3 separate regions of the Mus musculus genome follow, and regions 1 and 2 are each linked to region 3. A link is a loop called in an ENCODE intact Hi-C map of the cell type or tissue named here. Cell type or tissue: heart. All regions are shown on one strand. Links, peaks and the distances in the headings refer to the core of each region. The heading gives the core; the rest is flanking DNA.

What was found. Hi-C counts contacts between places; a loop is a spot of excess contacts. Peaks named below come from ENCODE experiments on the same cell type or tissue, not always from the same donor. Only the 100,000 strongest peaks of a DNase experiment are listed, where the experiment ranks them.
Region 1: it touches region 3 in a loop (4-fold over the local background); 2 of 42 quality-filtered maps call a loop at or near these places.
Region 2: a loop joins it to region 3, with 4 times the contacts of the local background. A loop is called at or near these places in 6 of 42 quality-filtered maps.

Annotation. Positions count from the first base shown.
Region 1 is chr9:105,691,162-105,697,283 of GRCm38, reverse strand. Col6a6 (collagen, type VI, alpha 6) reads left to right here. Exons shown (of 37, transcript NM_001102607.1): 36 at 1,478-1,571. Among named protein-coding and RNA genes, the nearest start is that of Pik3r4, 51 kb to the right of the region's middle. In heart, for the core only: a CTCF peak has its summit at 3,324 (motif pointing left); a DNase peak (open chromatin) is centred at 3,283; H3K27me3 peaks cover 1,441 bases.
Region 2 is chr9:106,168,393-106,174,514 of GRCm38, reverse strand. It overlaps Wdr82 (WD repeat domain containing 82), which reads right to left and starts at 3,586. Exons shown (of 9, transcript NM_029896.1): 1 at 3,136-3,586. The coding sequence starts at 3,296. In heart, for the core only: no CTCF peak of the experiment used is centred there; DNase peaks (open chromatin) are centred at 2,794, 3,124 and 3,604; H3K4me3 peaks cover 3,608 bases; H3K27ac peaks cover 2,065 bases.
Region 3 is chr9:106,277,667-106,283,788 of GRCm38, reverse strand. Poc1a (POC1 centriolar protein A) reads right to left here and starts at 2,728. Exons shown (of 11, transcript NM_027354.2): 1 at 2,333-2,728; 2 at 853-937. The coding sequence starts at 2,350. In heart, for the core only: a CTCF peak has its summit at 3,238; DNase peaks (open chromatin) are centred at 2,528, 2,778 and 3,168; H3K4me3 peaks cover 2,225 bases; H3K27ac peaks cover 1,798 bases.

The DNA of each region.
Region 1 (6,122 bases), core at 628-5,627, 590 kb after region 3:
AGCAGGTGGGACTCACGGGAGACACAGAGAGTGTTCTGAACACTGAGCGTGATACAGCCGCCTACTCCATTTCCAAAGCTGTGATATCTAGAAAGTGCCATCTTTAAAACACAGCTGCAGGAAGTGAATTCTACCACAGGCCCATGGTCATGCCCATTCAACACAGTGTTCATTGCTGATCATCTACTCTGAGCCACTGGCTGCACCAGTGCTAGGCTTAAAGAATAGACTTGGCCAGATGCCCTCTGAAGCTTCGGATGCCTTCAAAGTGTCTGTGACTCATTTGGCGCACGACCACAAAGCAGACAGCAGGACATGGTCCACTTCAGAGCAGCACATTCCCTAAGGGAGGCAAAGCTGCTGAGTCAGCAACCTTCTACATACTGTTCAAATAAGAAAAGAAAACCCCAAGCCAGATCTGGTGGGCCCAGCACACACCTGTAATGTTTGCTTTGGAGAGGCAGAGACAGGAGGATTGCTGTAAGCCAGCCCAAGCCACTTAGTAAGACCCTACCTCAAAACAAAACTCCTATGTAAGACAAAAACCCTGAAGGCCATATGGTAGAGCATACTGCCCTTCTTGTAAGAGCAGTTTTGAACATATGCCCTGTTGTAGTCCAGGACATGCCTGTTAGTTGGAAGAACCTACTCAACCAGCAAGAGGCTCTGTGTGTGTGTGTGTGTGTTTGCGCGCGCGCGCGCGCATGTGTGCATGCATGTGCCACATGTACATGTGTGAGCCAGAGGACAGCCTCAGGTGTCACTCCTCAGGCACCGTCCTTTGGAGACAGAGATTCCCAGTGATGCAGAACTTGTCCAGCAGGCTAGGCTGGCTGGCCAGTATAACCCAGCATCACCAGTAAATCCTATCTTTTTGTCACCTCCCCAGTGCCAGGATTGTAAGTACTTGACACCAGGCCTGGCTTTTCCAGAAAGGTATTTGCTTAACAAATCTTTTTGACTTCACGCTTTCAGGCATGCATAACACATTTAAAAATTTTTCTCTGTTAAAAAAAAAAAGCTTTGCATTTTCAAATGGATTAAAGCATGCTTTATTGTTATGAAAAATTAATACTCTTCCAAATGAAGTGAATCGGTGAATTGAACCCAAAGGCATGTAGTGTGTTGCTAACATAAAGACCATAAAGGGACTACCCTGTTCCCTTCGCACTTGGATATGCCACAAAAACAAAAAATAAACTCTAATGAGCTCCTATCAAAGGCAAGAGCGTTATTAGGACTGCCTGCGTTTCATAATGGCTGACGACGTTAGGAGCTACAGGCATTTTAATGAAAAGTTGTTTGAATTCACCAACATATTCACTAGAGACTTCTTTCCCAAACTTGGTTTGGGGACTTCTCTGGGACATTTCTCATGCCCTGTGACCATCTTTGGATGGACATTGGCAACTGCTGTGGTACTGTACAGAACAGACAGACCAACGGAGAGCTTTATCGGAGCCTTTTCTCTTTCTAGATGGGATAAACAAGTATCCACCGGTCAACCTCAAAGCCAAGTGCAACAGACTCGGCTCTAGGGATCTGAAGCCGCCCCCACGCCAGTTTCGAAGGTATGTTCATTCCATGTGCTGGGTGTGACGTTTTAGGTAGATGTGAAACCCTCCTGATTCCTCAATTCTTCCTCTTTCTCTCTCTCCCCTCACCCACTTTAGCAGTCAGAAATCTGTTACAGCATATTAAAATATGAATTGAGGGAACTAGAGATGGTTTTTAAATGACCAAGTAGATCTGGCAATAACCAAATAGAGGTTTTTTTCCTCTTTTAAATGAAAAGTCCAATTGTTGAAACAAAGCACCCAATGGGACACTCCAGTAGCAGCAAGTATGCCCAGTGGGCAGATCTTGCTTTTTAAACAGCATCGTGTACTCAAAGGAACTGGGGTTTCTTGGTGCCCAAGACACACTCGGGATCGGGTGAGGAAAGACCAAGCCCAGCCCAAGACAATGGAGATCCTCCAGGGAAGCAAAACCACGGTTAAAACAAAACAAGGCCCCCTACCAGTGTCATGTCTAGAGGGTGAGATGTCCTGAGTCCCCGAGCCTAGTCTCGGACAGCAAGTCCAGAAAGAAGCACGGAGTGATTTATCTAATGTATCGCTGTATGTATGGTACGCACAGCAGCATAAGCTCCTGTGAGGTCAGAGTCCAGCTTTGGGGAGTCGGGTCTCTAGCGTGCACTGTGGGATCCAGGAGCCAACCTCAAGTTATTGGGTGTGTACAGCTGGTGCTGCATGGCTTCCGAGGTGTGGGTGTTATGTGCAGTCTGTATCGTCTGAGGTGACAGAGTGGGACACACAGTCATCACCTGTGTGAAGTTCTTGCCAGAAATGCTTGACTAGAGGTTAATGAGGCCATCATCGCTCGGCAACCCCAGGGTGTGGAACTGTTAGACTGTAGGTCTTGCATCATGGATGAAGGGATAAAGATGAGCTTTGTTTGGGGTGAGAGAACTGAAGACAGGGAAGCTAATCCGAATTCTCTGAACCTTAATTGGATCCTAGAACAGAAAGACAAGGCTAATATAACCATGACTTGGAAACATCTGGGGAGATTTGAGTATGGTCAATACTTGATTGGATGGGCTTCCTGGTGTGTAGAAGAGAATGTTCTTTAAGAGACGTTTGCTAAAGAATTTTAAGGATAGCATGTAAGATGGTTGCGACCACGGTATCAATGACTTCCCCGTTCTGTGTGTGATGTGCATGAACGTGTACACTTGGATGCACATGAAGAAGCCTGAGTCAGGTGTCGTCTTTCTCCTCCTGTACGGGGCACAGTCCCCCCCCCCCCCCTGAGGCAGCATGATGGTCTAGCAAGTCTGGTTGGCAGGCTCGCTTCAGGGATAGCATCTTACCTCGTGCCATGCTGGACTTACAGGGCTGCAGAACCCGGTTTAATGGGTTCTGGGGATCCCATTCCAGTCCTTAAGTTGTGTGGCAAGCTCTTGGCCCACGGAGCCATCAGGTAGCTAGGAGCACTTCTTTGGTAAGCGACTGAACTAACACCCAGCTGTAGGCCATGACCAAGCACCATCACCTGGCTCATGCTTAGACAGACCCCCATTAGCATTAGGGAGGCTTGGTGTGTCTCCCTTGGAGTGTGTGCCCTCTGTGTGATCATCTGGACTGGGCAGGCATTCCCAGCCTGGATGCTAAGGACCCCTGAGAAGCTCCTGCCTGGAGGCTCTGGCTTCCCTCCAGCCATGAAGCGAGCCGGGGAACTGTCCAGCAGCAAATGTTTCCTGAAGTCCAGTGAAAAGCGGCCATGAAGCTAGTCCAAGAGGAGTAGGGCGCCCCCTGCTGCGGGTGCCTGGCACTGTTTAGAGTTGACTGGACTGACACTTGGGCTGAGGCAGGTGTGGCAGCTTCAAGGAACTCTGGAGGGCTGTGCACCTAGGCTTAGCTCACTGTAACTGCTGTTAGTTTTGAATTTTGGGTTTTCTAAGTGATGGAAAAAGAAATTCCTCACTGGGGGCTCAGAGCCTCTGTTCACTTGAAATCCCCAGTTTCTACATTCCAGTGACTGAGCATCTTCCGGCTCCCCTGGCCTCCCTCCCTTTCCCATTCCCTTCACGGGGGCTTGTGGCCTGGCATGCTGTATTGGGAAATAGTGGCATCCTTGCCTTTGTCTTTGCTTGTCTCCACCCAGCCATCCTAGCAGGAAGGTGGTGATATTCTGAGGCACTGTGCCCAGCAGCTAGCTAACTGACAAAAGGGGCCCAGCATCTGGGAATCTGTCTAGAAGCTGGCAGGCCAAGCCATAGGATGGGGTCACCAGAAGATACTGTGTGTCTCCATGCCAGAGCCCAACATCAAAGAAAAATGAAAAACTGTCATGGCGAGGGAGGGAGGAACAGCCATAGAAGAAAATGCTTTTCTTCTCTGCCTTCTGAGGCAGAGGCTTAAGTGTTCATCCTACCGGGCTTGACAAATTTGCAGCCAGCTCCGACTGCAAAGGCAGGTGTCGGCACTAACCGACACACTCGAGAGGCAATTTTAGAAACTGCTTTGTTTGAAGACAGGATCAAGTGGGAAGACAGAATCCTCAGGGCGTTTAAACAGGGAATCTCTCCTTCTCTACGGTGCCCTTGATACAGAGGAGGCTCAGCTTCTCCTGTGAATCTGAAGTGGCCAAGTGGCTGGGGCACCAAGGAATTGAGATGTGGAATGTATACCACTGTCCATGAACTCCCTGGTGGTGTAATCGCCCGGGACTCCCAGGCCGCCCCTAAGTAACTCAAGATGATGATGAGAGGAGTCGGGGCTGCTTCTGAAGCTCCCTCCTGGGCCTTTCAAGTAGAGCGAGGCAGAGAGGAACATGGGATTGAGGAGTCTGCCTGCTAGGCGCAGGGGCTGGCCAGACAGATGAGATGCCACCCCGAGAATGCCGTGCCTCCGGATTACCTGTGGATTTGAGGAAACATGCCGGAGCTGGTCTGTAACAGAAAGGGTGTGGACTCTTGCCACAGGCAATCAAGACAGATGGCCAGAGGGCGAGCCCATAGCAAGGCTTTGTGTAAGCACTCAGCTCTACTTTTACTGAAGACACAAAGCTGCCTACGTGCTGTGCCAGACTCCAAAGCAGAGACAGGCAGAGCCTAAATTGGTGGGCGGTAAAAATGGGCAAGCATCCCTGCCACATGAACAACACATTTGCTTTCTAAAGTACATTTTCTGGATGCACGATATGTATATGGGTATGCACGCACGCGCGCGCGCGCGCACACACACACACACACACACACACACACACTTAGGAATAGAAGCAAGCTCATCTGTGCCACTCATCCCACTGCCTCTACTCAGTAAGCAGAGCATGGCTGCCTCCCGATTATCTACACAGATGGAGGAATCTGTGACCACAAGGAATGGAAAGCTACAGTCAGTACCTGTCCACTCCTGCTTTATCTAGAACATGCCACATCTTGCTTTCTATAAGGTTCACTAGAGCTAGGCTCCAGTTGGAAAATCTGAATTATTTAATCCGAATTCCTGTTGTTGATGCCTGTTGTTGGAGTTACCGACCAGCAAAGTATTCTCCCAAACAAGACACAGTAGAAGACAAATCAGAACAAAACCTAGGTAGTCAATGATCCTTACTAAGATGCTTATTAACTGCTTTATCAAATACAAACGCCCATCTGTAACAGTAGAAAGAATAACCATGAAAGCTAAGGCATGGGCCCAGCACTTAAATAAAGCACTGGCCATGTAAGCACTGAGGGCCTGAATTTGGATCCCAAGACCCCACAGTAAGAGGCAGGTGCAAGGACACCAGGAGCTCACTGGCCACTTGTTACCAGCCAGCTATCTCAAACCAAAGCTGACAGTGCCTGAGGACCAATACCAGGCATGTCCTCTGGCCTCCGCATGAGCACCCATGGGCATGCACACACACAGGAACACACATACCACCCCAGCCCCAAACAAAACAGCACAAAGAAAGGCTTTTAACATGTTTGACCCTTTGTGGAAAAGGTGCCAGGGTTGGGCTTAGAAGTAGTTGCCAATCTAATGATTTTTTTAAAAGGTTTATTTTTAATTATATGTATATATGTCCATGGTGAGTGTGCGCACATGAGTATGGTGGCTTCAGAGGCTAACGGTGTTGGATGCCCTAGAGCTGGGTAAGCTGCTCTACATGGGTGCTGGGAGCCAAACTGACACATCTCCAGCTGTGCTGTTCTTACACCTAAGGGATATAATCAAAGAAACAGGTGGGGAAAGGCGGGGAAGAACCACAGATGAGCTAGCCAAGCCTGAGAACAGTGCTATTTAGACTCAGAAGACATCCTTTGCAGGGAGTCGCGCTCCTTTATCAAAGTGGCCACTGGATGATGGGCTGCCCACAACCCAGTGGATGCACACCCACGGGCATGCGGGCAGCACTAACTGAACGCAGGGTTATTAATGACAAACAAAGGACATTACGTTAGGGAGACAATGGGATGATGGGCACTCAAGGAAACAGGAGGGTAGTGGTGGGCAAATATGACCAAAAGCATTGTATAAATGTAAGAAAATTTAAGATTTTAGAGAACTTCATACATGAATACTGCATCTTCATCACTTCAACTGCCCAACTCCTTCCATATTCCTTTC
Region 2 (6,122 bases), core at 628-5,627, 110 kb after region 3:
TGGAGGCAGATATGAATAAAGAAAATAATAGTAAAGCCAGCTGCTGGTGGTGGGATACATGTGTATAATCCAGCACTTGGGATCAGGAGTTCAAGGCCAACCTTGGACACATAAGAGTTAGCCTGGACTACATGAGACTACTGTCTTAAGGCAAACTAAACATATGTGCGCATGTGCACGTGTGTGTGTGTGTGTGTGTGTGTGTGTGTTCATAGACAGAAAAAATTTGAAATATTTTACCAATCAAAAGCAATACCCCCTATATATTCCTTCAAGTCGAAGGAAGGGATGAGCCACATTCTAACATTTAATGGACAAACAAAACCAAAGCCCTTCACAACCTCTTCCTGGGCAGGTGAGCTGGTTAGATGGAGGCTAAGGGCACTTGCCGCCAAGCTCAATAATCACAGTTCACCCCCTGGGCTCCCAGGAAGGGAGGAAAGCAGCCAATCCTGCACGCTGTCTTCTACCTATACATGCACAGCAAGCTCACACACAGCTAAAACGTACACAGAGAACGTGTGCATGAAAAACTACTTTCAATAAAAAAAAAAAAATCCTTTTAAGCCAAGACTGAGGCCAGAGGATTGCTGTTGGAAGCCAACCAGCACTATAGCTACAGACAAAGTTCCACTGTGGGGTGTAGTATCTTAAAAACAACAAACAAAAATCAGCTGTGTTTTAGCTATTTTCAAATACCCAAATTCTACTACTGGTATTATCTAATAAAGATGTTACTTCCAAAGAAACAGTTATTTTCTTCTACTGTTGGAATTATTGGATTATTCTTCTATACATATATATTTTTACATTTACTGATTTTATGTATATGAGCATTTTGTCTGCTTGCTTGTATATATGGGCACCCTATGCAGGTCTGATGCACATGGAATCCAGAAGAGAACATCAGATCCCCTGCAACTGGAGTTAAATGTAATTGTGAGCCTCCACGTGGGTGCTGCTGATTAACCTAGGTTCTCTGCAAAATTAACATGCGCTCTTAACCACATGTTAGCCATCTCTCTAGCTCCTGGACTTTTTTCCCCCCACAAACTTCTCTCTTTATGAAGACTTCTTTATGTTATTTATAGGAGTACCCTTGTAGCTGACTTCAGACACACCAGAAGAGGGCATTGGATCCCATTATAGATGGTTGTGAGCCACCATGTGGTTGCTGGGAATTGAACTCAGGACCTGTGGAAGAGGTGCTCTTAACAGCTGAGCCATCTCTCAAGAAATCAGAATTAGGGGTCAAATCCCCTGGAACTAGTTACAGATGGTTACAAGGTGTAGGAGTCCACTTGTTCCTCTCTAAGAGCAAGTGCCTGTAGCCATCTCCAGCCCTTACATTTCCTTTTTGGGACAGCTGTTCAAGCTGCCTTGGATTCGCACCCCCAGCTCCCAAGCGCTGAAATTATAGGCACTGCTGGACACGTTCTTTTTTCAAGAAAGTTCTTTGGAGCATTGTAACTTTCTGTAAGTTTGTAATCATGTAAAAAGGTTACATGCCTGAATAAACATTTTTTTCAGTCTTAGTGTTTTATTCCTTTGAATAGGATATGCATTTCCATTACAGATTTGGGGGGGAGATTCTAAGCTATGTATTGCACCAAACATGTCAGACAAACCAATTTCAAATTACTTGTAGTTCCAAACAGAATCAAATAGTCAGACCAGTGTATGATAATAATCAATACACAAATATGAACATCAATTCAAATAACTATTTGTCCAGTTAGTAATTTTCTCTTCCCCAGGATCACCACTGTAGGAAACTCTCCCACATACAGCAAGCTCAAGTCCAACGACAGTTACGTAATACTTTGTTGGAGCTCCAGCGAGGAAACCCATCAAGGACAATATCATATACAGCTCATTCTACAATAGCTTTACTTTAGATAAACTCAGAGACAAGTTCCAAAAGAAAACTATTATTTGAAAAAAATAATAAACAAAGAGAACAGCTGCAAAAAGGAGAGAAAAAGCCAAGGATTCAAAAACAGGTAACTTTAACATAATGTCGAAAACAGTAGCTATTAAACTAAACACCTCCTGCTTAGGAAGGAAGCTGAAGTTGACAAAGGGAATCAAATTTAGCCTAAACTAGTTTCTGCTACAAAAGAGGTCACTGCTTACTTATCGAGGATTTGAACTTCCAGAGATGAGACAGGCAATGTCTTCCTCACACCCAGGCTATGAAAACGGCAAAGATACACAAGTTCTCCAACTAACATAATTTCCATAACCAGTTCCAGAATTCCAAAACTTTGATAACTATAAGCAAACCACAATCTGGCGGTTATTGTTTTTTGTTTTTTAACTGTTTTGAGTCAGGGTCTCTCTGCTATGAAGTCCAGAACTCAGGGTCTGACTGCCTCTATCGCCCAAATGCTGAGATTACTGGCTAAGCGGCCAAACTTGGGTTTTTTTTGTAATGCAAAAGGAAACACTAAATTGTTCCGGAATGCTTTCTTTGTTTTAAAGAGAGCTCACATTCTGACCAGAATGGGGCGGCCAAGTTCTCAGGAGTCTGGCAAAGAAAAGTTTCCAAGAGTCTGTTTAGTAAGTTAACTGTAAGCCTGGGTATTGGTACTGGGAAAGGACAGCAAGCTCACATGGGCACAATCGATAAATCCTGACAGCTTAAAAACTGCATCCCGCGGGGCTTGATTGCAGAAAAGCCGCGCGGGAAGCTGAGGGGTAGGGGGCGGGCACCGTGCCAGGGCTGAATCCAGGTCACTGCTGTGAAGGCAGAGAGCTGGACGCCACTGATGGACAGAACACAGCTCCTGCCGTTCTGCATCGAGCTCAGAGTCCACCCGCACATTCTGACAGTCGCCAGGGGAGTGGAAAGGGCTATCCGTCCGGCTGCAGGGTGCAGGGACATGGCGTTTAAAGGTCAAGGTCAAGGTGGGGTTTGGCAAGCGGGAAAAGCGCGCTCGGAAGAGAGCAAAGACACATGAACTAAGAACCATCATCATCTTAAAGAGGATCTCCTGCAGCACTGCGGGATGGAGGTGGCCCTGGCAAGAGCGCCTGCACCACATGCCTGGGGTTGGGGGTGGGGGCTCAGTCGGGGACCAGCGACAGAGGGAAGGAGAGGGGCACTTGGAACTCGGCCACTATCACACTCACTTGCCCTCCTGGCAGTCATAGAGCACGATGGAGTCATCATCGCTGCTAGAGATGACCGTCTCGCCATTGGGACTAAAGTCAAAGCAGTTGATCTTGTCTGAGTTCTCGCGGAACACCTTGGCGACGCGGAAGCTCCGGAGCACGCTGTCGGTCAGCTTCATGGCGGCGGCGGCTGCTGCTGCTGAAGGCAGCGGCGGCGCAGGGCCGGGGCGGGGCCGAGAGGCGAGCGATCGGGCGGGCTGCTCAGGGCCAACCCCGGCGGTGCGGGCGCCGCGCTGGAGACGAACCGAAGGACGGCTGACAGTGGGGCTGCCGCGTCCTCTTCCTCAGGCGACGCTCTCTCGCCCGGACGACGGGACCTCGCTGACCGTTCTTCTCCGGAGTCAATTCAGGGCCAACCGGCGCTCCGCCGGCTCATTGTGTCCGCCATCTTGAAGGGAGAAGCAAAATCAGAGGGCGAGGAGCTTGTGTCGCGGCGGACGCCGGGAAAGGGGGCGGGGAGGGAACGGAGGCGCGAGCTGGGGGAGGGGGGGCGGGACGATGACGTCAGCGGGGCGGCCTCCCGTTGCTGAGGCCCCGGAGCTGGAGCCCGCGGTTCTGGGGTGTGAACCTGCGGGCGTGGAGCATCTAAACCCTCTCTCTCGAGGGCAGGACTTGAGGTCGCCTCGGGGCTAGTGCCTTTGTGGGTGCTCTCAAGCCCCGGGGAGACGCTGGTGTCTCTGAGGCCGCAGGACCTGGCGGAGAGGCCTGCTCGTGTGTGGGTGTGAATCAGGTGAACCCATCACCGACTGACTTAACCACTGCACGGCCGAGCCAGGAGGCTTCGATTTGTTAGTTGAGTGATGTACAACATACACTTGCACGAAGTTTTAAGTGGCATTTTCAACTGGGTTTATATTAAACTTCAGAAGCTTGGAACTTCTTTTAAAATTTAATGAGAGTCGAAGCGCATGAAGATCCCTAACTTCTAGTGCGGGAGGAGGGGGAACCTTAGGAAGGGACATTTCACTCACTGGCAGGTGATTGCAAAGGCATGACAACCAGAGTCCCTTATAACCTGGGTTGACAAACGACGAAATGGAACACGAGAAAAAAATGGAGCCTTCTTGAAAAATGTGCGGGGGGGTTGCATCTCAGGTTCTTAGGTTAAAGAAAAAAGGTAGCTAGATAGAACTGGAAGTGGTTGGCTGAGGGAAAACGACAAGATTGTAAGTTTGTACTGCAGTTGTCTCCTGACAAAGGGCAGAGTTCCTGGCTACAATCTGTTCCGGGGTGTGAGGAAGGGAAGGAACCAGTTTGAGTGAAACCTGAATGGATGGCAACTTTCCAAATTGCAAATCTGTTCTAGAAAAACCTTCCACAGGTGGTTGCACTCAATCCCCAGTGATTGCCTTTGAGTTTAGGTGATCCAGGTGATCCAGGCTGCTATGGAGCTTGAGATAGCAAGGACAGATCTGGTGCCATGTGCCCGACTTGCTGTGGGAACTGAAGTTTTCTGAAGAGCATCTACAATAAAGATCCTGCAGACTGGCTGACTACAACATCGCAATTGTGGAGACATCAAATGTAGGCAAAGGATCTGGAACTATTTTAGGCCTCTTTAAAAACTAGTGTGTGTGTGTGTCTGTGAGTGCGTGCACACATGCTTTTACCTTCTGAGCCTTCTAAGGTGGCCTTGCTTTAGACTTTAAATAGCCATTTACTCTAACTTCCAACATTCTCCTAATAAATTTCTCGAGAGACATCATTCAGTTTAGCTTCATTCACCCTAAAGCTAAGATGGCTGTAACATCACCTGAAATCTATAATTTCCCTACTATACAGCTTTGCTGTGTGGCCCATCTACTTGATATTTTCACAAATATAATTGATCAACATACTGAATTTGTTTTGGGGGGGTGCTGTTCTGTGACTACAAATTTGTGTAATTTCTTCTAGGTAGAACCTGTTATTAAGGGTAAATTGACTCCTAATTCCTGGGCAAAGCTGTTCTTTTATATCAGCATTTGGGAAGCAAATATACCCAGGAGATGCCAGTGTATGTGTGTGTGTGTGTTTGGAGGGGTCTGTTTTAACATACAAATTTGACTGTAACAACAGTCTTAATTTACCAAAATGTTCTCTACCAAAAAAAAAAAAAAAAAAAAAAGCCTTGAAAGGTATCTTTCAAAACTATACCCTGGGGCTGGTGAGATGGCTCAGTTGGTAAGAGCACCCAACTGCTCTTCTGAAGGTCCAAAGTTCAAATCCCAGCAACCACATGGTGGCTCACAACCATCCGTAATGAGATCTGACTCCCTCTTCTGGAGTGTCTGAAAACAACTACAGTGTACTTACATATAGTAAAAATAAATAAATGTTTAAAACAAACAAAAAACTATACCCTGTACCTTCTTTAGACTTCACTGTTAAAGCTCCCTCCCAAGATTTAGCATCCTGTTTTTTTTTTTTTTTTTTTTTTAAAGATTTATTTATTTATTGTATGTAAGTACACTGTAGCTGTCTTCAGACACTCCAGAAGAGGGAGTCAGATCTCGTTACAGATGGTTGTTAGCCACCATGTGGTTGCTGGGATTTGAACTCCAGACCTTTGGAAGAGCAGTCGGGTGCTCTTACCCACTGAGCCATCTCACCAGCCCGCATCCTGTTTTTAAAATGGAAAAAAAAAAGTAATTTTTTTCATATTTTTCGATGGTCACTTGGATTCACTTGCTGGTTCGGCTCCCTGATCTGCTATAGTGGGCTTGCCTGGCTTCTAGTCCAGTATTATCACTGCCTTAAAGGATAGACTTTGAAAGTGACCCAAAATGGTTAGCTAGTTCCAGGGCAGAGGGAAAGCTGGAGTTAGGAGTGGACTGTGTCACTTAAAAAAACAAAACAAAACAAAAACCAAGAAAACAAAACAAAACAAAAAAAAAACGCTCCAGGTTTTGTGTGGTGGCTCCCACTTCTCATACTAGGGAGGTGGGAGCCAGCCAGGGCTGTAG
Region 3 (6,122 bases), core at 496-5,495:
CAGCATCTGGACAAAGAGGTGAGCTGAAGCCACGAACAAAGCAGCCAGGAAAGCTGCTTAGGAACCCCAAAGTGTCCAAGGAAGGGGCAGTGGTATGGAGTTAGGAGACAGACCCTACTCAACGTCGTTTTCACTTGGCAGGCCTCTGAAACAAGAAAATGTGCCGCTTTACTGTTGGCAATCAAACTGAAGACTCAAAAGCAGCCAGTTTGAGGCCCATGCCACAGGACAGACTGAAGATGTAGCTAGAATGTACAGGAAAAAAAAGAGTCTCTCTGTCTCTGTCTCTGTCTCTCTCTTTTTCCTTTTTTGGTTTTTCGAGACAGGGTTTCTCTGTGGAGCCCTGGCTGTCCTGGAACTCACAAAGATCCACCTGCCTTTGCCTCCCCTAGTGCTGGGATTAAAGCTACATGCCACCATGCCTGGCCCTAGTTTCTCTCTTCAAGACTGCATTACCAGCATGCACAGAGCCTGCATGGCTCTGTACCCAGGTCCTCTGCGGTACATACTATAGATTCCAATTTAATGTCATTATGGGATTCCTGAGTGTGTACACAAGTATGTCTCTAATACTTTTTCTAAAATGTGCATTTGGTGTTTTTCCTGCAAGTATCTCTGTGTGGGGGCGTCAGGCCCCTTGGGACTGGAGCTATAGACAGTTGTCATTATACTCTTCACATGCAAAAGGAGCTTATGGAGCCTACTGAGCCCAGCATCCAGAAGGCTGGCAGCTAGAAGCAAAGCCAAGGCTAGAAAGAGCAGCATGTCCTTGCTGTATCTGGCATCCCCACACCACGTCTCCCAGTGAGAAACTCAGCCGTCTCAGTTTAGAATCCTGAGGCCTTCTCTTACCCAAGTGCTTGGTGTTGAGACTGAAGTCCACACAGGTGACTGCATCTCGGTGGCCCTTAAAATGTCTCTCCAGTGAGGGGTCCTCCTGGAAAAAAAAAAAAAAAAAAAAAGCAAGGTCAAATGGTTATAACGAGATAACAGGTCCTCCCTGGAACTAAGACTCTTCCTATAACCAGGAGACGTTAAAAGCACTCAAATCATGATCTCGTATGTTGAAAATTCTAAGGAATCCACTATAAACTGCTAGGACAAATGAGTACAGCAAGGAAGGGTTCACGATCAGCAAACACACAACCACACAAACGATCAGACGAATCAATAAATCCACAACAAACAGATCAAATATGGGCCCAGTGTGGGGAACAAACACCTTTAATCCCAGCACTTGGGAGGCAGAGGCAGGTGGAACTGTGAGTTCAAGGCCAGCCTGGTCCACACAGTAAATTCCAAGAGAGCCAAGACCATAGTAAGTTATCTCCCTCCACCTCAAACACCAAAAATTAAAAACAAAACAAGCAAACAACAACAACAAAAAAAACAAAACGACAAAACACACACACACACACACAACCAAACCACCTGAAGAGCTCCAAGGAACCCAGCTTGGGAAAGGATATTTCTATGATACAGCGAAGCCATTGCTATTCCACAAAGCTCTACCCCAAACAAAGGTGAGGCCCAGTGCCCAGCTCCACCCCCAAGCACACCTGCAGGTTCACGCCTTTTAACAGATGGCCTGGTAGTTCAGGGGTAAGAATCAACTAAGGAGCAAGGGCTCATTCCCTCTCCTGTCCTCACCAGAGCCTCTCAGAAACACAAGGGTGAGGAAGTGTCCATCCTAGGCTCAGTGGGCAGAAGCAGATTCAGGTCTGACTCCATCAGTGACACCCCTTCCCAATGCCTTCTTCCCTGAACAGTTTCCCCTAAAATCTGCGTGGAGCTAAATGTAAACAGAATATCAAATCGGCACTCAAAAGTCTGGTTTCTATTTCTACCCAAGTCTTCTCAGGTGCATCAGGTACCACCTGGCCCTGTGGAAGCAAATTCTTATTTAAAGGACCAATTTGAAGTCCTTTTCTGGAGTGGGGGGAGGGGTCAGAATCGAGCCCTGGACACACTGCAGGCTTCCGCTATCCCAGGCATCCCGATGGCCTACTGCTTCTACTTGTTGGAAAAGGATGTCACCTCCAAAAAAGACCTGTTGCTCACAAGAGGCCAAGCTTACGAGGCTCGCCCCAGGCCACGACAAGGGTCGGGCCTTGATGGTGTCTTCCTCAATACGCCGTACATTCCAGAGGCAGAGACTTATTTCTTCGTCCTGGTGGTCTAACATCTAGCCTGGCACCTGGGGTGCTAAGTCAATGCCCGGATCCACCCCGTAACCTTGGATGAGGAGGTCACCCTAGAACCCCGCGTCACCATCCGCCTCTCTCGCGGCCATTGTTCCAACCAGTCAGGTGCTCACTATCCAGGGACTTACCTGGCTGGGAGCAGCCATAGCGGGGCTAGCGGGCTGGTAGGACCAGCTGTGCCCCAAGTGCCAGAGATAGCTGGGTCGGCAGTTGTGCCAGTTCAGTTTCCGCGCCCCCAATCGCCACCAATAGCAACGCCGGTGGCGTCGCCGCGTCCCGCCCACCGCAATTAAAGGAGAAGCGCCCTAGGTTTTTGTCCGCCGACCGGAAGTCGGGTCGTTCGATAGGCGTCAAGCTCTTGTCCTCCCGCTCTTCCAGATGAGGTGACCCGCCGAGCAGCCAAAAGCCTCAGTTCGCTGTCACACTTTCCTCCTAAGAACTTAAAAAAAAAAATCTTAGATGAAGGTTTCGGCCCTTCAGCTCTAGCTCAGGTAACGGAGCGCGCAGCCATCGGGGAAATGAAGTTCTACATAGCACTTATACCCCACAGTCTTAATAAAGGTAGAACTACATTTACCGAGATGCTCCGGGGCGGGCGGAGTTTTACCATTATGAGTGACAGGCTTAAGTATCCCGGAAGGAGGATACTGACTGGCCTTGCTCTTGGCTTAAAACGTCCGATCAAGGCGCCATGGAGAACCAGGTTATTAGCGCCTTGGGACCCCAGAATGGTTCGTTCCTGCGAATACTCCTAAGTGTCTATTTAAAAAAAAAAAAAATGGAGTCATTCAAGAGTCAGAACCATGGTGCAGAAAGACATATGTTCAATTCTTAATTCTCTACTGGGTGACCTCAGGAAAAATGCGTCTACTCCGAGGGCCTGCCTCCGCGTTTGTCTTAAGAGGGGATGTGACTGCGGCCCGTCTTGCTCGGAACTCTTTAGCCTTAAGAAGGCTTTGGGTCGTAGCCTGACCTTAGCTCCAAAAAAAAAAAAAAGGTGAAAGAAGCAATCGTCGGGCGGAACCACCAGAGGCCGTCCTTTTCCACCTTCTGCAATGAAAGCAGCCGAAGCCCAGAGTGACCTGTGCATCTGACCTGAACTGGATGTTTTGTAAGATTCAAGAACCTTCCATCCATCATCTCTCCTGGGCCGGCCAACTTGTCCATACTCAAAACACTAATTAGGATCTGGCTGTGTCCTGAGGTTTCTTACCACATGCCTAGGCTTGAAACTGTGTCCCTAAATCTGCAGGGACAGTAAACTCAGAAACTGGCGTGTGGGGGAGTGTATTTGGACCTAAAAGAATGATTCATTGGTTCAGAGTGTATATGGTTCTCCCAGAGGACGAAAGTTCTATTCCCAGCTCCCATGTCAGATGGTTTACAACTGCCTGGAACTCCAGTTCTGAGGCAGTTCAACACCTCTTGTCTCCTGAGGCACACACACACACACCATTAAAAATAATTCTTTTAGTGTTTTGATGAGAGATACAGGATCTATATCTGATCCTATTTTAACTATGTTGGCATAGAATTGGTACCTTGACATTAGAAATGTTTAAGCTAATTTAACATAGGCAAGGTGAAAGTCTCAAGACAAAAATAGGTGCTCACAAATTCCCAGCCTTCCCATAAACAGTTTTCAGTTTTTCTCTTGTCAATAAGTGTGTCACGAGCACCCCATGCCAGAAACATGATGGTCACGTTTGTATATTCCTACAATGTCAAAATGAATTGCCTCTCAGGAAATTCCCAAGCTGTAGCAGTTTGCTGCTTTTCCAGATAAGGTCTCTCTATGTGGTCCTAGCGTTCCTTCCTCTGGCAGCCACAGACTTTTTATTTTTACTTTTTTAGGAATGTCATATGTAGGAATGTTTTGCCTACCTGTATGTATATGTACCATACTTATGTCTGATGTCTTATGAAGACGCCGGATCCCCTGGAACTGGCGTTGCAAACAGTTGTGAGCTGTCACGTGGGTGCTGGGTCTGAAACCCAGTCCCAAGTAACCTTAAACCAGCCCCACTAATCTTTTTCTGTTGCCTTGCTTTTTTTCTTTTCTTTCTTTTTTTTAAGAATATTGTGGGGTAGCCACCAGAGGAGACTGCTAAGACACGGATTTAAGCCAATAAAAAGTCTTTATTAGCCAGCCAGCAACTACACTGGGTGTTGTTCAAGATCCCATTGTAGCCGCAAGGCTTTCTCAGGGTGAGCTTTTAAGCATAAAATGTTCTGGGGGACTGGAGAGATGGCTCAGTGGTTAAGAGCACTGACTGCTCTTCCGGAGGTCCTGAGTTCAAATCCCAGCGACCACATGGTGTGTCACAACCATCTGTAACAAGACCTGATTCCCTCTTCTGGTGTCTGAAGACAGCTACAGTATATACATATAATACATAAATACATATAATAAATAAAATAAATCTTTTAAAAAAAAACATGTTCTAGATTGACATACTTAACATGAACAATTAGTCAGAAGAGAAACCACAGAAGTCCAAAAGCAAGGTTAGTACATTTAGAGAGTTTCCCATATCTCTGGACTTTGACGAATTAGGTAATTGTTTTAGTTTTGGCAGGCGGTGCTATCCATGTGCTGAGTTTTACAGCCTGAATGGTATTTCGGCAGTTGTGGGGTTTCATGTAGGCTGGCCTTCAGATCACTGCATTAGCCGAAGAAAGCTTTGAACTTCAGATGATCCTGCCTCCGTTCTGGAAATACAGGCTTATACCATCTTGTTTGGTTTACACAGTGGTGGGGATTTATGCATGCTAGGCAAAGCAAGGTCCCATCTGATCTATAACTCTAGTTACATGATTCCAATCTTAATTGCTAACATTGTTTCCAGATCTCTTACCTTTACATAATAAGGTACATGGAAATATGTGTATATAGGAATGTATGCATACGCAATGTATTGTTTTTAAGGATTTATTTTATTTATATCAGTGCACCGTCTCTGTCTTTGGACACACCAGAAGAGGGCATCAGATCCCATTACAGATGGTTGTGAGCCACCATGTGGTTGCTGGGAATTGAACTCAAGACCTCTGGGAGAGCAGTCAGTGATCTTAACCACTGAGCCATCTCTCCAGTCCCCAACAATGTACTATTATGTAGACTACACAGGAGAGATTGAAGAGATCTACACATTTCAAAGAAGCCTTGCTGGAAGGAGAGGTAGGGAACGGATACAGTTGCGAGGAGTTCTGAATATTGTTATACATGTTGTTAATGAGCACAGTTGAGAACTGTAGGTGGTTCTCAGGGCCACCCTGCAGGGGCAGAGGGGCTGCAGAGACACGGGGCATCTCAGATATGGATGGACAAACAGAGGAATTTGAATGAGCCAAGTTAAGGAGAGGGAGTTGCGTTGAGTCTTAAGGACTGTGAATTCTGTTGGCCCCTCACACATTCACTTGGTGACTGGGGGACTGGTCACTGAAAAGCAGGTTAGTGGCGCTGTTACAGGTGTTAGGTCTTCTTTTTATGGAACCCAGAGGAGGTTATTGCACTCTTCCTTGGTCCAGTCTGTTCCGAGGAGTTCTCAAGGGGCTGGGCATGGCAGCATGTGCCTTCAATCTCAGCTCTTCGGAGCAGAGGCAGGAGGGTCTCTGTGAATTTGAGGCCAGCTATTTCTAGATCAGCCAAAGTTACAGAGTGAGATCCAGGCACAAGTCAACAAAGTTCTCAGGCCTGGAATTTCTGGTACTTTTTTTTAAAAGATTTTATTATATATATATGACAAGTACACTGTAGCTGTCTTCAGACACACCAGAAGAAGGCATCAGATCCCATTACAGGTGGTTGTGAGCCACTATGTGGTTGCTGGGAATTTAACTCAGGACCTCTGGAAGAGCAGTCAATGCCCTTAACCTCTGAGCCATCTCTCTAGCCCCTCTGGTTTGGTTTTAAAA